Linked DNA regions of Homo sapiens: region 2 is linked to region 1. Evidence: read pairs that join two places in POLR2A ChIA-PET (ENCODE). Cell type or tissue: CD4-positive, alpha-beta T cell. All regions are shown on one strand.

Region 1 (8,000 bases):
TTCCATGTTGGGCCTGTGTGCTTGCTAACCCCTCTGCCTGGAAAGCTTTTCCCCTGGGCATGGCTTGCTCCCTCCCTTTGTTCAGATCATTGCAAATACTACCCTCCAAAGAGGACTTCCCACATACCCTATCTAAAATAACGGACACCATCACTCTCTAAGCAAACTTAATTTCTCATCATAGAGTTTATCATCCAATATTTGTTTACTGTTTGTCTACCCGACTAAAAAGCAAGCTCCAGGAGTTGGGTGCGGGGGGGCTGTCTTGTGGATATTTACAATCCCCAACATCATCTCCTGGGTCACAGGAACTCAATAAACATTTGTTGATTAAACAAACGGTGCCCCTGATAATAAATGACAAGAATCAAAGAAAAACACCAATATGCATACTTTCAAACAGTTTATTCAATAAAATGCGTATTAACAACTTCATAAATTTCCATCGTGCTGCCTTTAGAGGACTTTAGAGTAGGGTAGAATAATAGAGAAAGGGAGGGAAACTTGTTGCCTTCAGCACATAAATCCAATATATTTGAATATCTTATTTTACATCCATGTTGAGATGGAACCTAATGTCTCCAAAAAATAACAAATTTGAAACTGTTTTTATTCCTGTTAAATACTGGAATCAAACTTTATCCAAACAAGCTTAAAAGGAGAAGCAATATTCAGATGATAACCTAAGAATACACATTTGACTTAGCTCCCTGTTCCATTATCCCTCAAGATGATTAAATCAATATAAAAGAGAAAATTCAAGCATCATCAGAAATTAGAAAGGGGTCTCACCCTTCATCTGAAACTTCTGAATTTTCACAAAGGTATTTTGACATGAGACAAAAGAGAATCAATCTGCCCTTACATCGGCCATATCTGCTGTGCTCCATCCACTCCAAGAGCCTGCCTGCCAGTCTACTCCACTAAGGTGAGGCCCAGAAGAAAATGGCCCACACTTAATTGCTCCCCTCCATCAAATTCTCTGCACTAAATACCAACTGCAATCTTCAACAGACTCTGTCTATCCTCTGAGAGAAAGAGAGAATACAATCTCGTGTCAAGCTCTGATACAGCCTGTGCTATTTATCAACACTAAATAAAGTGTACAACCGTATCCCCTTATCCAGGTTTCATTTTTCAAGGTTTCAGTTAACCTCAGTCGACAATATTAAATGGAAAATTTCAGAAATAAACAATTCATAAGTTTTAAATAGCACATCATTCTCAGTAGCGTGATGAAATGTCACGCTGTCCTGCTCCATCCTGCCCACCCGGGACATGAATTATCCCTTTGTCCAGTGTGTCCACATCCACACTGTCTATGCTACCCACCCGCTAGTCACTTAGGAGCAGTCTCAGTTATCAGATCCACTCTCGCAGTATCACAGTGCTTGTGTTCAAGTAATCTTTATTTTACTTAACAATGGTCCCAAAGCACAAGAGTAGTGATGCTGGCATATTGTTATAATTGTTCTATCTTATTAACTATTGTTGTTAATCTCTTACTGCGCCTTATTTAGGAATTAAACTTTATCAGAGGTATGTATGTATGGGAAAAAAACATAGTATACATAGGATTTGGCACTATCTGAGGTTTCAGGCTTCCACTGGGGTCTTGGAACACATCTACTGAGGATAAGGGGAAACTACTATATAGGAAAAAAAATCACCAATCTTATGACACGAATTGGCAAATACAGAGGACTGGTGAAATTCTCAGAATTTCAGAGATAATGACCTTGAAATTCTTAACAAAGATGTGAAAGGCAAAACTACTTGCTTTTCTAAGATATAAGTTCTTTTTGTGGGGGTAGGTGGTGAGGTGGTCAGGCTTACCAAACCAGCACCTGCAATCAGGGTTAGAGATGACAAGACACTTTCAAGAAAACACGAAGCAAGTAATCAGAAAAATAAAGATACAGAGGCCATTAACAACATTATCCATTTTCCCTTCTCCTTCTGGGCATAATGAAGAATTTTACTTTCCTTTTCCCTGTTGAAGTTAGACACAGTCATGTGACTTCTGTTGGTCAATGAAATGTGAGGAGAAGTGACCTATAAATTTCCACAGATGCGGGCGGGTGCAGTGGCTCATGCCTGTAATCCCAGCACTTTGGGAGGCCGAGGTGGGTGGATCACTTGAGATCAGGAATTTGAGACCAGCCTGGCCAACATGGTGAAACCCTGTCTCTACTAAAAATACAAAAATTAGCCAGGCATGGTGGCGTATGCCTGTAATCCCAGCTACTAGTGAGGCTGAGGCATGAGAATTGCTTGAACCCGGGAAGCAGAGGTTGCAGTGAGCCGAGATCATGCCACAGCACTCCAGTCTGGGCGACAGAGCGAGACTCCATCTCCAAAACAAACAAACAAACAAACAAAAAACTTCCACAGATGCATTTAATTGTTGGGCTCTGAACCTCTCTCTTCTGCTGTCTCAGTAATTGATGACTCATAGTGCCTTTACAGGAAAGACAACTTTCCCTGAAAGGTACAAACTTGATATGAGTGAGAAATAATAATCTTTGTGTTTTAAGCGACTGATAATTGGAGGATTCTTTTCTTATTGCAGCATAAGCTAACCTACCTTGACTAGTATATTAGTTATTTGAAAATTCCAATAAAATTATCAAAATTCAGCAAATCAAGAAAATCTGACAGGGGCAGGTAGTTTAAGAGATGGACAGAAAAACATACAACTATGACATCAATAGTGAGAAATGGATTATAACTACAGAAATAAAGGTTTTTTTAATGGAATGTGCCTTTGGAATCAGTAATCTCATCTCAATTTTTAAAGATTTTTAAATAGCAGGCTACCTCTGCAAGGATGCACTAAAACTTATAATACTGTTTGCCTCCAGAAAGGAATACTGTATAGCAACTTAAAAAAAAATGGGAAGAAGAGACGTCTGGTTTCTGATCTGACCTGAAAGAAGCTTGGAAGTCATCACTCCAAAATAAGTAAAAAGCGAACAAATTGAAAAAACAACAACAACAACTAATCTTAGCTCCTTAAAAGAAATGAGGTCATAAGGCAAACCACTGCCCCACTGCCCCCCAAATTGGAGGGACATACAGAAGGATACAGAGAATCACAACTTACCATAGTAGAAACCCATGAGCAGAAGGTTGAGGGAACCAGTGCAAGGGAAGAAAAACCTGACCTGTAATTGACAAATTGTTGGAGGATCAGTGTAAGAAAGTCTGAGAGTCAAAAACTCCAGGGAACCCAGTCAGAAGGGGCCTATCGCACTTTTTCTGACTTTTACCTCCAGGAGCTTGACCTAAGTTCTCACAGTGAATATCAGAAAAATCCCCCCTACTTCCAAAAGAGAGGAAAAACAACCATTTTGAAATGCACCACAACATTCTGTTTTTAACAAGGCTTGCCCTCAGGAGAAACTATTTAGCCAGAGACTAACTTGCTAACTACCCCTAACTAACTTGGGGGTAGGTTAATACCTAATCCCAGTCAGCCTTAGCCTTCCATGTGGAGGAAAAGAAATACCTAACTCTAGGCAGTTCTAGCCTTCCATGTGGCAGACAGGAAATACCCAACTCTAGCCTACTCTTAACTATACTGTCCCACCTAAGGGAGTACTGAGAAGCACTTGTGAAGCTGATAATCCAGAGGCACAGACTCACTAAAAGACTGAGATCTAATCAGAGGACTATAGAAGACCTCCCCTTCCTCCACACCTTGCCACCACATTATAAAACCCTATATTAAACAGCTCCTTTTACACAGTACATCATGTCCAGCTACAAAGAAAAGATCACAAGGCATACTAAAAGGCAAATAATGTAGTTTGAAAAGACAGAGCAAGCATCGGAACAAGACTTAGATATGGCAAGACATTGGAATTATCAGATCAGGAACTGAAAACAACTCTGATTAACATGCTAAGAGCTCTAATCAATAAAGCAGATGACATAGCAAAAAATATATATATCTGAGATTGAAGATATCTCAATAATAACCTCAAAAACTGGAAAGCAAAGAGTAAAAAGAGTGGGGGAAAAAAAAACAGAGGACGAAACACAAAACTCAAGAACTGTGGGACAATTACAAAGAGTGTAACATGTGTGAAATGGGAGTACCAGAAGGAAAGGAGAGGAACAGAAGAAATACTTAAAATAATAATGACTGAGAATTTCCCCCAAATTAATGTCAGATATCAAACCAGATACCCAGGAAGTTAAGAGAACACCAAGCAGGAGAGATGCTGAAAAAACAAAAAAAGCAAACAAAAAACCTACACTTAGACATGCCAAATCATACGCAACTACAGAAAATCTAAGATAAAGACAAAATCCTGAAAGAAGCCAGAAGATAAAAACACCATACCTATAGAAGAACAAAGATAAGATTTACATCCCCAGAATTTCTCCCCAGAAACCATGAAAGTAAGAAGAGAGGGTTGCTTCCAAGATGGACGAATAGTAACAGCTCTGGTCTGCAGCTCCCAGCAAGATCAACGCAGAAGATGGTGATTTCTGCATTTCCAACTGAGGTACCTGGTACATCTCACTGGGACTGGTTGGACAGTGGGTGCAGCCCACGGAGGGCAAGCCGAAGCAGGGCAGGTCGTCACCTCACCTGGGAAATGCAAGCGGTCAGGGGATTTCCCTTTCCTAGCCAAGGGAAGCCGTGAGTGACTGTACCTGGAGGCGCAGTACACTCTTGCCTAAATACTGTGCTTTTCCCACGGTCTTCGCAACTGGCAGACCAGGAGATCCCCTCCCGTGCCTGGCTCAGCAGGTCCCATGCCCACGGAGCCTTGCTCACTGCTAGCGCAGCAGTCTGAGATTGACCTGGGACGTGGGAGTTTGCTGAGGTGCATCTGCCACTGCTGACACTTGAGTAGGTGGTTCTATGCTCACAGTGTAAACAAAGTGGCAAGGAAGCTCCAACTGGGCGGAGCCCACCACAGCTCAGCAAGGCCTACTGCCTCTCTAGATTCCACATCTGGGGACAGGCCACGTCTGAATAAAAGGCAGCAGACAGCTTCTCCAGACTTAAATGTCCCTGTCTGACAGCTCTGAAGAGAGCAGCTGTTCTCCCAGCACGGTGTTCGAGCTCTGATAACGGACAGACTGCCTCCTCAAATGGGTCTCTGACCCCTGTGTAGCCTGACTGGAAGACACCTCTCAGTAGGGACTGACAGACACCTCATACAGGCGGGTGCCTCTCTGGGACGAAGCTTCTAGAGGAAGGATCAGGCAGCAATATTTGCTGTTCTACAGCCACCGCTGGTGAAACCCAGGCAAACAGGGTCTGGAGTGGACCTCCAGCAAACTCCAACACATCTGCAGCTGAGGGGCCTATTAGAAGGAAAACTAATAAACAGAAAGGAAGAGCATCAACATCAACAAAAAAGACATACCCACCAAAACCCCATCCGTAGGTCACCAACATCAAAGACCAAAGGTAGATAAAACCACAAAGATGGAGAGAAGCCACAGCAGAAAGGCTGAAAAGTCCAAAAACCAGAACGCCTCTTCTCATCCAAAGGAACACAACTCCTCGCCACCAAGGGAACAAAACTGGACAGAGAATGAGTTTGACAAATTGACAGAGGTAGGCTTCAGAAGGTCAGTAATAACAAACTTCTCTGAGCATGTTCTAACCCATCGCAAGGAAGCTAAAAACTTTGAAAAAAGGTTAGACGAATGGCTAATTAGAATAACCAGTGTAGAGAAGAGCTTAAATGACCTGATGGAGCTGAAAACCACAGCACGAGAACTTCATGAAGCATACACAAGCTTCAATAGCTGAGCCAATCAAGTGGAAGAAAGGATATCAGTGACTGAAGATCAAATTAATGAAATAAAGTGAGAAGACAAAATTAGAGAAAAAAAGAGTGAAAAGAAACGAACAAAACCTCCAAGAAAATATGGGACTATGTGAAAAGACCAAATCTGCATTTGATTGGTGTATCTGAAAGTGATGGGGAGAAGGAAACCAAGTTAGAAAACACTCTTCAGGATATTATCCAGGAGAACTTCCCCAACCTAGCAAGGCAGGGCAATCAAATTCAGGAAATACAGAGAACAACACAAAGATACTCCTCAAAAAGATCAACCCCAAGCCACGTAATTGTCAGATTCACCAAGGTTGAAATGAAGGAAAAAATGTTAAGGACAGCCAGAGAGAAAGGCTGGGTTACCCACAAAAGGGAAGCCCATCAGAATAACAGCGGATCTCTCTGCGGAAACCCTACAAGCCAGAAGACAGTGGGGGCCAATCAACATCCTTAAAGAAAAGAATTTTCAACCCAGAATTTCATATCCAGCCAAACTAAGCTTCATAAGTGAAGGAGAAATAAAATCCTTTACAGACAAGCAAATGCTGAGAGATTCTGTCACCACCAAGCCTGCCTTACAACAGCTCCTGAAGGAATCACTAAACACTAAATACCAGCCACTGCAAAACATGCCAAATTGTAAAGACCATCAATGCTATGAAGAAACTCCATCAATTAACAGGCCAAATAACCAGCTAGCATCATAATGACAGGATCAAATTCACACATAACAATATTAACCTTAAATGTAAATGTGCTAAATGCCCCAATTAAAAGACACAGACTGGCAAATTGGATAAAGAGTCAAGACCCCTCAGTGTGCTATATTGAAGAGAACCACATCACGTGCAACGCCACACATAGGCTCAAAATAAAGGGATGGAGGAAGATCTACCAAGCAAATGGAAAGCAAAAAAAAAAGCAGGGGTTGCAGTCCTGGTCTCTGATAAAACAGACTTTAAACCAACAAAGACCAAAAGAAACAAAGAAGGCCATTACGTAATGGTAAAGAGATCAATTCAACAAGAAGAGCTAAGTATCCTAAATACATATGCACCCAATACAGCAGCACCCAGATTCAAAAAGCAAGTTCTTAGAGACCTATCAAGAGACTTAAGACTCCCACACAATAATAATGGGAAATAAGAGAGGACACAAACAAATGGAAAAACATTCGACGCTCATGGATAGGAAGAATCAATATCATGAAAATGTCCTTACTGCCCAAAGTAATTTATAGATTCCATGCTATCCCCATCAAGCTACCACAGACTTTCTTCACAGAATTGGAAAAAACTACTTTAAACTTCATATGGAACCAAAAAGAGCCTGCATAGCCAAGACAATCCTGGGCAAGAAGAACAAAGCTGGAGGCATCAGGCTACCTGACTTCAAACTTTACTACAAGGCTACAGTAACCAAAACAGCATGGTACTGGTACCAAAACAGAGATATAGACCAATGGAACAGAACAGAGGCCTCAGAAATAACACCACACATCTACCACCATCTGATCTTTGACAAACCTGACACACACAAGCAATGGGGAAAAGATTCCCTATTTAATAAATGGTGTTGGGAAAACTGGCTAGCCATATGCAGAAAACTGAAACTGGGCCCCTTCCTTATACCTTATACAAAAATCAACTCGAGATGGATCAAAGACTTAAACATAAGACCTAGGACCATAAAAATCCTAGAAGAAAACCTGGGCAATACCATTCAGGACATAGGCATGGGCAAAATGTCTAAAACTCCAAAAGCAATGGCAACAGAAGCCAAAATTGACAAATGGGATCTAATCAAACTAAAGAGCTTCTGCACAGCAAAAGAAACTATCATCAGAGTGAGGCAACCTACAGAATGGGAGAAAATTTTTGCAATCTATTCATCTGACAAAGGGCTAATATCCAGAATCTACAAAGAACTTAAATAAATTTACAAGAAAAAAGCAAACAACCCCATCAAAAAATGGGCAAAGGATATGAACAGACACTTCTCAAAAGATGACACTTACGCAGCCAACAGACATTTGAAAAAATGCTCATCATCACAGGTCATTAGAGAAATGCAAATCAAAACCACAATGAGATACTATCTCACGCCAGTTAGAATGGTGATCATTAAAAAGCCAGGAAACAATAGATGCTGGAGAGGCTGTGGAAAAATAGGAATGCTTTTACACTGTTG
Region 2 (8,000 bases), 130 kb after region 1:
TCTTCCCCACCATTTGCATTAGGAAATTCTGTTATATAGTTTTTTTCCATACAAAAGCCAACAAACAAAAAGCCCTTTGGTATCTACCCACAGACTACTTAGCAAGGCCATGTCTTAATATTATTTTATGCCTTCCACAGCAGCCATCCATCCATCCACTGCTCTGCCTTCTGACCCCCTTCTCTAAATCAAAGTGGCTACTTTTTTACTGCTCTCCACATGGGCCAGCAGTGGCCTGCTTTTGCTTTGCCCCAGATGCTATCCTCCCCTACCAGGGCATCTTATTCTTTGGTTTAAGTCCTACTTTAGTTCTGCTTTCTTTTACCAGGAATTCAGAGAGTTATTAATCTTTTAAAATAGCAAGCACTCCTTCAGAGCTGTTAGGAGACTTAGAGTTTATTACAGTTAGATTTAAATCAGTGCCACTTTACATTTTTTTATTCCTTCCAGTTCTTTATAACCTTCCCAAAATAGTAAATCATGTTCTCTCCATAGTGTGGGAAATTCTCCCCAGTCTTCTTCTGTCTGATGTATATTTTCATTATTTGTTCCAGAATTTTATAATGGTAAAATATTTTTTATAAGAAAAAGTATTAGACCTGGAAGGAACTTCAGAGATCATCTGCTCAAACTACCATATTTCGCAATTGAGAAAACCAGGATTCAAAGAAGCTTAGTGATTTGCCCAAGGACATTTCCTAATTGTCAGCAGAGTGGGGTTAAGAACCCAAGGTTCCTGAAGTACACACGATTTCCTTCAGAATTTTTAATATAACATATATGGTGAAGGGAAATGAGTTCAGTAATTACTTATTACTAATGAAATGCAAAGTGTTTTAATCCCAATATAAGGTTATAATATTTTTCTTTACATTCTTTTTTTAGTAAGAAAAATGTAGTTTTGAACCATCATATAATACTAGAACTAATTAGGAGAAATTTAAATCCTCTTTGCTTTATATAAGTATAGTATATATTTATTTAGCAGAATAAATGTTTATGGTTGAAAATGGCTGGGTGCAGTGGCTCATGCCTGTAATCCCAGCACTTTGGGAGGCCGAGGCGGGTGGATCACCTGAGGTCAGAGTTCAAGACCAGCCTGACCAATATGGCGAAACCCTGTCTCTACTAAAAATGCAAAATTAGCTGGGCATAGTGGCACATGCCTATAATCCCAGCTACTTGGGAGGCTCAGGCAGGACAATCACTGGAACCTGGCAGGGGGAGGTTTCAGTGAGTCGAGATTGTGCCCCTGTGCTCCAGCCTGGGTAACAGAGTGAGACTCTGTCTCAAAAAAAAAAAAAAAAGTTTATGGTTGAAAACATTATTTAATGTATAGTTATGTTGCTTAGAAAATTCTGATTATTCACTGGGATCCTACCTTTGAGTTCTAAATAAGTATCACAAAAATTATTTTTTAAAAAGTTAATATTAAAAGTATATGCCCAATTTGTATGTCTTATTGAAAACATCTTTGAAAAACAGTACTTTTGGTGTGGTATGTGGTAGGTAAGACTTTGTAAGTTAAGTAGTTGTTCACTGAATGTTAGCATCTTTTTTTTTTAATGTTCATATGGCCTTTTTTGCTGTTTATAAATTGTATAAACTATGTTCACTATTTGATCCTGTCAACCAATATTAGGAGTAACCACTGCATTATATTTACATTTGACTCTATGATAATATGTAATATTCACATTTTGACTCTCTTTGGGAGAAATAAAGAATAAATGTTAGTTCCCAGGCCAAAATAACAGTTGATACTTTCTTCTGCATCAACATTGCATCTGTTAGACTGGAATGAAAACAACACATATTCTGATTAAAGGCTATGTTTTATACTTTTCAAGTAATTATTTTCAACTTTTTTTCCTTTTTTTTTGAGACAGAGTTTTGCTCTTGTTGCCCAGGCTGGAGTGCAATGGCGCGATCTCAGCTCACTGCAACCTCCGCCTCCTGGGTTCAAGCGATTCTGCCTCAGCCTCCTTAGTAGTTAGGATTACAGGTGTGTGCCACCACGCCCAACTAATTTTGTGTTTTTAGTAGAGATGAGGTTTCTTGTTGGCCAGGCTGGTCTTGAACTCCTGACCTCAGGTGATCCGCCCGCCTCGGCCTTCCAAAGTGCTGGGATTATAGTTGTGAGCCATTGTGCCTGGCCTATTTTCAGTATTTTTGTTTAAATTTTGTAAAAAGGTAAAATAAATGATTTTTGAAAATAGCTGGAGTTGTTTTCATAGAGTCTGTGGTTATAGGACTATTTAACTATATATTGAGTAAAATCTATGCTATGTCAAGTTTTATTCAGTTGTCCCTAGTAGAATATATTTCTCTTTTAATTCTGTATACAGTATGAGTAACTCCAGTTTAAAACACTGGTATTTTAATGAGTTTAAATTGTACTGTTATATATTATGATACATATTTTTCTTCTGGCTGTGGTTTAGTTTTTAAAATTTTTGATGTCCATTTTAATTTTTAGAAATAAAAGCTTAAAAATATGGGTGGAAGTAGATTTCAGTTTGATGATTATCTTGGTGAAAGTATAGTACCTGTGAAATGGTGGTAATAATTTGATTCTTTATTCTATTTTGATTGTAGCTCCTTTTGTAAGGAGCATTTGTAAAATTTAGTTGCTTTAGAGTTATACAAATCCTTTTATTACCATTTATTAACTGTTTGTTGTTTTAGGACCTGATCCCAACCTTGAAGAAAGTCCTAAAAGAAAAAATATTACATATGAGGAATTAAGGAATAAGAACAGAGAGTCATATGAAGTATCTTTAACACAAAAGACTGACCCCTCAGTCAGGCCTATGCATGAAAGAGTGCCAAAAAAAGAAGGTATGATAGTTTAGTCTGAATCACTTTACTGTTGAGGATTGGAAACTAAAACATTACTTTAAAACAATACTATAAAAAATTAATTAATATGTGATTTAACTCTTCAAGCAATTAACCAAAGTAAAATATTTTTAAAATAGTACTTTACAGTTATCAGTTCTTTTTTTTTTTTTGAGACGGAGTCTTGCTCCGTCGCCAGGCTGGAGTGCAGTGGCACGATCTTGGCTCACTGCAGCCTCTGCCTCCTGGATTCAAGCAATCCTCCTGCCTCAGCCTCCCAAATAGCTAGGACTACAGGCCCCCACGCCCAGCTAATTTTTTGTATTTTTAGTAGAGATGGGGTTTCATCATGTTGGCCAGGATGGTCTCGATCTTTTGACCTTGTGATCCGCCTGCCTCAGTCTCTGAGAGTGCTAGGATTACAGGCTTGAGCCACCGTGTCCGGCCAGTTTTCCATTTTTAAGGTGTTCCAAAGGCCATTTTGTGTTAGAAAATAATGAAGTCAAGGCCAGGTGTGGTGTCTCATGCCTGAAATCCCAGCACTTTGGGAGACCAAGCTGGGTGTATCACTTGAGGCCAGGAATTGGAGACCAGCATGGCCAACATGGCGATACCTTGTCTCTACTAAAAATACAAAAATCAGCTGGGCATGGTGGTGCATGCCTGTAATCCTAGCTACTCGGGAGGCTGAGGCAGGAGAACTGCATGAACCCAGGAGGCAGAGGTTGCAGTGAACCGACATCACGCCACTGCACTGCAGCCTGGATGACGGAGCGAGGCTCTGTTCCCCCCTCCCCCCGCCAAAAAAAGGAAGAAAATAGTGAAGTCCAAATAGTAAGTCTTAAGACAGCAAGATTAGTTTAACACAGGGTAGAGACATACTCATTTGACTGTTTCTCTCTTACAACAAATCTCCTTGGAGATCTGATAGTCTTATTTTCCTAATGATACATCTATCGCATAAGTTGCTGTAGTGACCTGAGGTTGGCGTTGCGCTGTAATACCACTTGTGGCCTAACCACAGAATGATTGAGTAATGAGATTGATTTTCTTGTACATTTGGGTTTTTCTCGTGTTTTTTTGTTCTGTTTGTTTGTTTTTTCTTTTTGAGATGGTTTTATTCTGTCACCCAGGCTGGAGTGCAGTGGTGTAATCATGGCTTACTGCAGTCTTGACCTCCTGGGTTCAAGCAGTCCTCCTACCTCAGCTTCCTGAGTAGCTGGGACTACAGTTGTATGCCACCATCCCTGGCTGTTAAAAATTTTTTTTGGTGCAGTGGGTTTTTCCCTATGTTGCCAAGGCTGGTCTCAAACTCCTGGGCTCAACCAGTCCTTTCACCTTGGCCTCCCAGAATGCTGGGATTATAGGTGGGAGCCACTGTGCCTGACCTTTCTTGTACATTTGTGAATTTGAAAGAGTTATATGCCAGCTTCTAAGGCATTTCTTAAAGATGAATTTTTAAATCCTGGTTTCTTTTAAGTCTTTTTGGAATAGCTATACATTAGCCAAAGTAAATTTTTTGATACAAGTTTACCTCTAAAGGAAGAGGACATTCGAATAGGGTTTTATAGCTATTTCAGTATAGGGTTTTATGATTTTCTCTTAAGGAATTTCAGAGTATGTGTCATTGTTTCAAGATTTTCTATTTACTACTTTAAAAATGGAAATAATAGGTCTTTGGTACCTTCTTGAAGGTCATATGCCACAAAGAATGCAAAAATACATGAAAGTCCTTAGTATTTGTTGTTATGGTCATTTTTTAGAGCTAATTTTATTTTTAATCATTAGCGGTTGCTTCGTTTGGAGTTCTGTTTTTATAACAATGATAGATAATATCTGCATCATATTATTGATGTAAAAAAAATCTACCTTTGAAATGAATTAGGGATGTACCATACTTTTGAATGTTTGTCATCAAACAACATTTAGCATAAACTGCATCTAGTGGCCATTGCTCTGTAATATGTAAAGACTTGTCGGTACTTTGTCCTGCTAATTAATTTGAGGATTTAGATTGTAAGCTCTGTGAGGGCAGAAAGTAATATTTTTCTCATTTTTGTAATCTTTTCTATTATTGTCTGCATAGCATAGTACTTTACACTGTATCAGAAATTGAGTATTTTGGTTTAGGCTTCTATGGTAATAGAGGTTAAGAAAGGAAATTTGGTAGACCTTTAACATTTGCTGGATTTTGACATTTTTGATTTTTGACTGAAGTCTTCAAGTTCTGTTACATGACACAAGAATGTGAAATGATTTTTTCTTTTTTTGGGAAAAGCTGGTTTTTTGTGTGCTTTATATAATTTAAAGAAAAGACTTGTTATGAAATAGTTTCAGTCATTTTCTGAATTATTGTTGAAATTAGTACAGGGTAGATTCACATGGTCAGAAAGTGTCACTTAAAGTTTTCACCTTTAGCTTATGTGGTTGATATTTATCTAATTAGAAATTAAGACCCAGAAATTTAAAAAATTCAAGCACATATTCCATTAGCTGCCAGAGCAATGTCACCACACATCCTGTAGCTTCTAGAAAACCATGTAACATATACTCATGAGGGAATGAGAGCAAGGGGAAAAGGCAAAATGTGAAACATAAGGATATATAATGTCTTAGTATAATAATGAAATAATTTTGACTTCATGTATTCCCTGAAGAGTCCACACTGTGATAACTGCTGCTTTATATTGTTATGATTACTCACAGACAGAAGCTATGTGGAAGAGAAGCAAAAAAGTAAAGGAGTAGAATAGACAGCGGAGCATGTTTTAAAATGTAAAATATAGAGTACCTGTAAAATGTAGTAGTATTTTCTTCTTATAGTAGTATTTACAGCCCTGAGAGAGAAGATTGAATTAATTACAACTTGAACACTTGACCATTTCTACTGCTGTATTTTTTGTGAAAAACGAAAATTCAAATGTTTGTTTTATTATTTCCCACTATTTTTTTTTTTTTTTGTATATGGCTTAATATGTGCCACACTTAGGTAGTATGGTAAAGATGTAAAGGTACCTAGGCTTTGGATCTAAACAGACCTATACTCAAATCTCAGTTCTTGTTAGGGCTTGTACCTTGGGCAAGTTACTAATCTTTTTTCTCACCATTAAAATGAGAATTGTGTTTAGAAGTTTGTTATGAGGACTAACTATTTATGTAAAATTCTAGATACAATGCATTTGTCCAACCCCAAGTTCACAAAAGTCTGGTCATCCCCTTTTTGTAATTATAATTTGACTCTCATGTGCTTTTATTCAAATGAGAGAGAAACATAACTTTTCATCATAGCAACAAACTTAAAATAATGTCTTTTACTTATTATTGCTTGGAATCATCAATTATTTATGCTTTTTTCCTAGTCAAAGTAAACAAGTATGGAGATACTTGGGATGAGTGAAAAATTACATCATTGGACATGAAGGAGTTTCAACATCCAGCTTCATCTAGGTGGTCATGATTACCTGCATGCTTTGAGCTCAGCAGCAGTCTTCATAAACACATTTAAAACAAGATCCTGGGTTTTTGTGGTTTGACTTCTATGGTGTTTTAAAAAAACACAGATTTTTAGTGTTAATATTGTGTAAATGTACTCACCTTAGGGATTCATTTGAATGATGGTATTATACCATGATTGTATACAGTTTGTGAAATTGTTGCAAGGGCAAAGATAACTCTTAAAAAACCGTCGAGATTACAATGCTCTAGAATCAGCATATAAGAAAATAAATGATATCTGCATGTTGAATTGGGGTGGATGGGGGGAGCAAGCATAATTTTTAAGTGTGAAGCTTTGCATCAAGAAATTATTAAAAAGCTTTTTTTCTCCAGTATTTTCTGTATTATCTTAATGTTTATGGCAAATAAAATGTAAAGGAACATGCAACAGCCCTCATCTTCCTTGATTTTATGGTTTTATTGTTTGTAATTTATTGATTTATTTTTAAGCTAGTTATAATCATGTAGGTATAGGAAATAAAGTCATCTATAATATTTCTATAATATGGCTATAATATGGCTATAAATCTATAATATGGCTGGAGGCAGTGGGCAGTGGTTCATGCCTGTAATCCCAGCACTTTGGGAGGCCGAAGTGGGAGGATTGCATGAGTCCAGGAGTTTGAGACCAGCCTGGGCAACAAAGCGAGACCCTGTCTTTACAAAAAAATAAAAATTAGCTGGCGATGGTGTCGTGTGCCTGTAGTCCTAGTTACTTAAGAGGCTGAGTTGGGAGGATCAGTTGAACCCAGTGGTTCTGGGTTGCAGTGAGCTGTGGTCACACCACTGAACTCCAGCCTGTGCGACTGAGTGAGACCCTGTGTCTAAAAAAATAAAAATATAATGAATGTGATTTATGTAGATAAATTGATAATATAGTAAATAGGTAAATGCCTTAAAAAGCATTTTTAAAGAATTTGTAAATTCTAAAACAATAAAAATTTGGTATACATCACAGAGACTGATATTATGTTAAAAAGAAAAATTGGTGTACAGTGACCCTTCGTATCTGTGGGTTCCGTATCTGCAGATTCAATCAACTGCAGATTGAAAATATTTGAGGGAGAGAAATGGATGGTTGTCTGTACTGAACTCTTGTTATTCCCAAACAATACATTGTAATAACTATTTACATAGCATTTACATTAGGCATTACAAGTAATCTATAAATGACTTAAAGTATATAGGAGGATGTGCATTGGTTATATGTAAATACTACACCATTTTATAGTGGACGTTAGGAACCTGGACCAATAGACCCCCACCTAGTCACATTTTAGAAAGAACACATGGGATGGGAGATACCGCAGCCATCTTTCAGTCTATCATTTGGCAGCTGTAATTCACATCCCTTTCCTGAGGACCTCTGTTTCCTATGCCATTACAAAAGCTCAAAGTCTAGGAGCTGATCATCTAATCAGGATAAGGTATGGATGAGGCTCCTTGGGTAAAGCTTCATGAATAAAAGCGTCATGAATACCATTTCTCTGTCTGAAGGCCTGAACTTAAGAACTTATCTGCTTTGTTCACCTGTTAGGCATAACATCACTACTCTGGAGATTCCCATTCAAAAAGAGAAAAGGAAAGGCTTGGCTTGCAATTCTGAAGTCTAGCCAGCCTAATGTGGCTGTTCTTTGGGGCCTAGGTATATTCCCTGGGGGTTG

What was found. Peaks named below come from ENCODE experiments on the same cell type or tissue, not always from the same donor. Only the 100,000 strongest peaks of a DNase experiment are listed, where the experiment ranks them.
Region 2: POLR2A ChIA-PET joins it to region 1 with 5 read pairs; 2 of 35 experiments call an interaction of 5 or more read pairs at or near these places.

What each region holds. Positions count from the first base shown.
Region 1 is chr4:48,724,325-48,732,324 of GRCh38, forward strand. The region is part of intron 1 of FRYL (FRY like transcription coactivator); the gene reads right to left. Among named protein-coding and RNA genes, the nearest start is that of FRYL, 52 kb to the right of the region's middle. In CD4-positive, alpha-beta T cell, no CTCF peak of the experiment used is centred here; a DNase peak (open chromatin) is centred at 4,747; H3K4me3 peaks cover 876 bases; H3K27ac peaks cover 670 bases.
Region 2 is chr4:48,854,525-48,862,524 of GRCh38, forward strand. It overlaps OCIAD1 (OCIA domain containing 1), which reads left to right. Exons shown (of 9, transcript NM_017830.4): 8 at 2,689-2,841; 9 at 6,201-7,291. The coding sequence ends at 6,238. It overlaps OCIAD1-AS1 (OCIAD1 antisense RNA 1), which reads right to left and starts at 5,679. Exons shown (of 2, transcript NR_146806.1): 1 at 5,633-5,679. In CD4-positive, alpha-beta T cell, no CTCF peak of the experiment used is centred here; no DNase peak of the experiment used is centred here.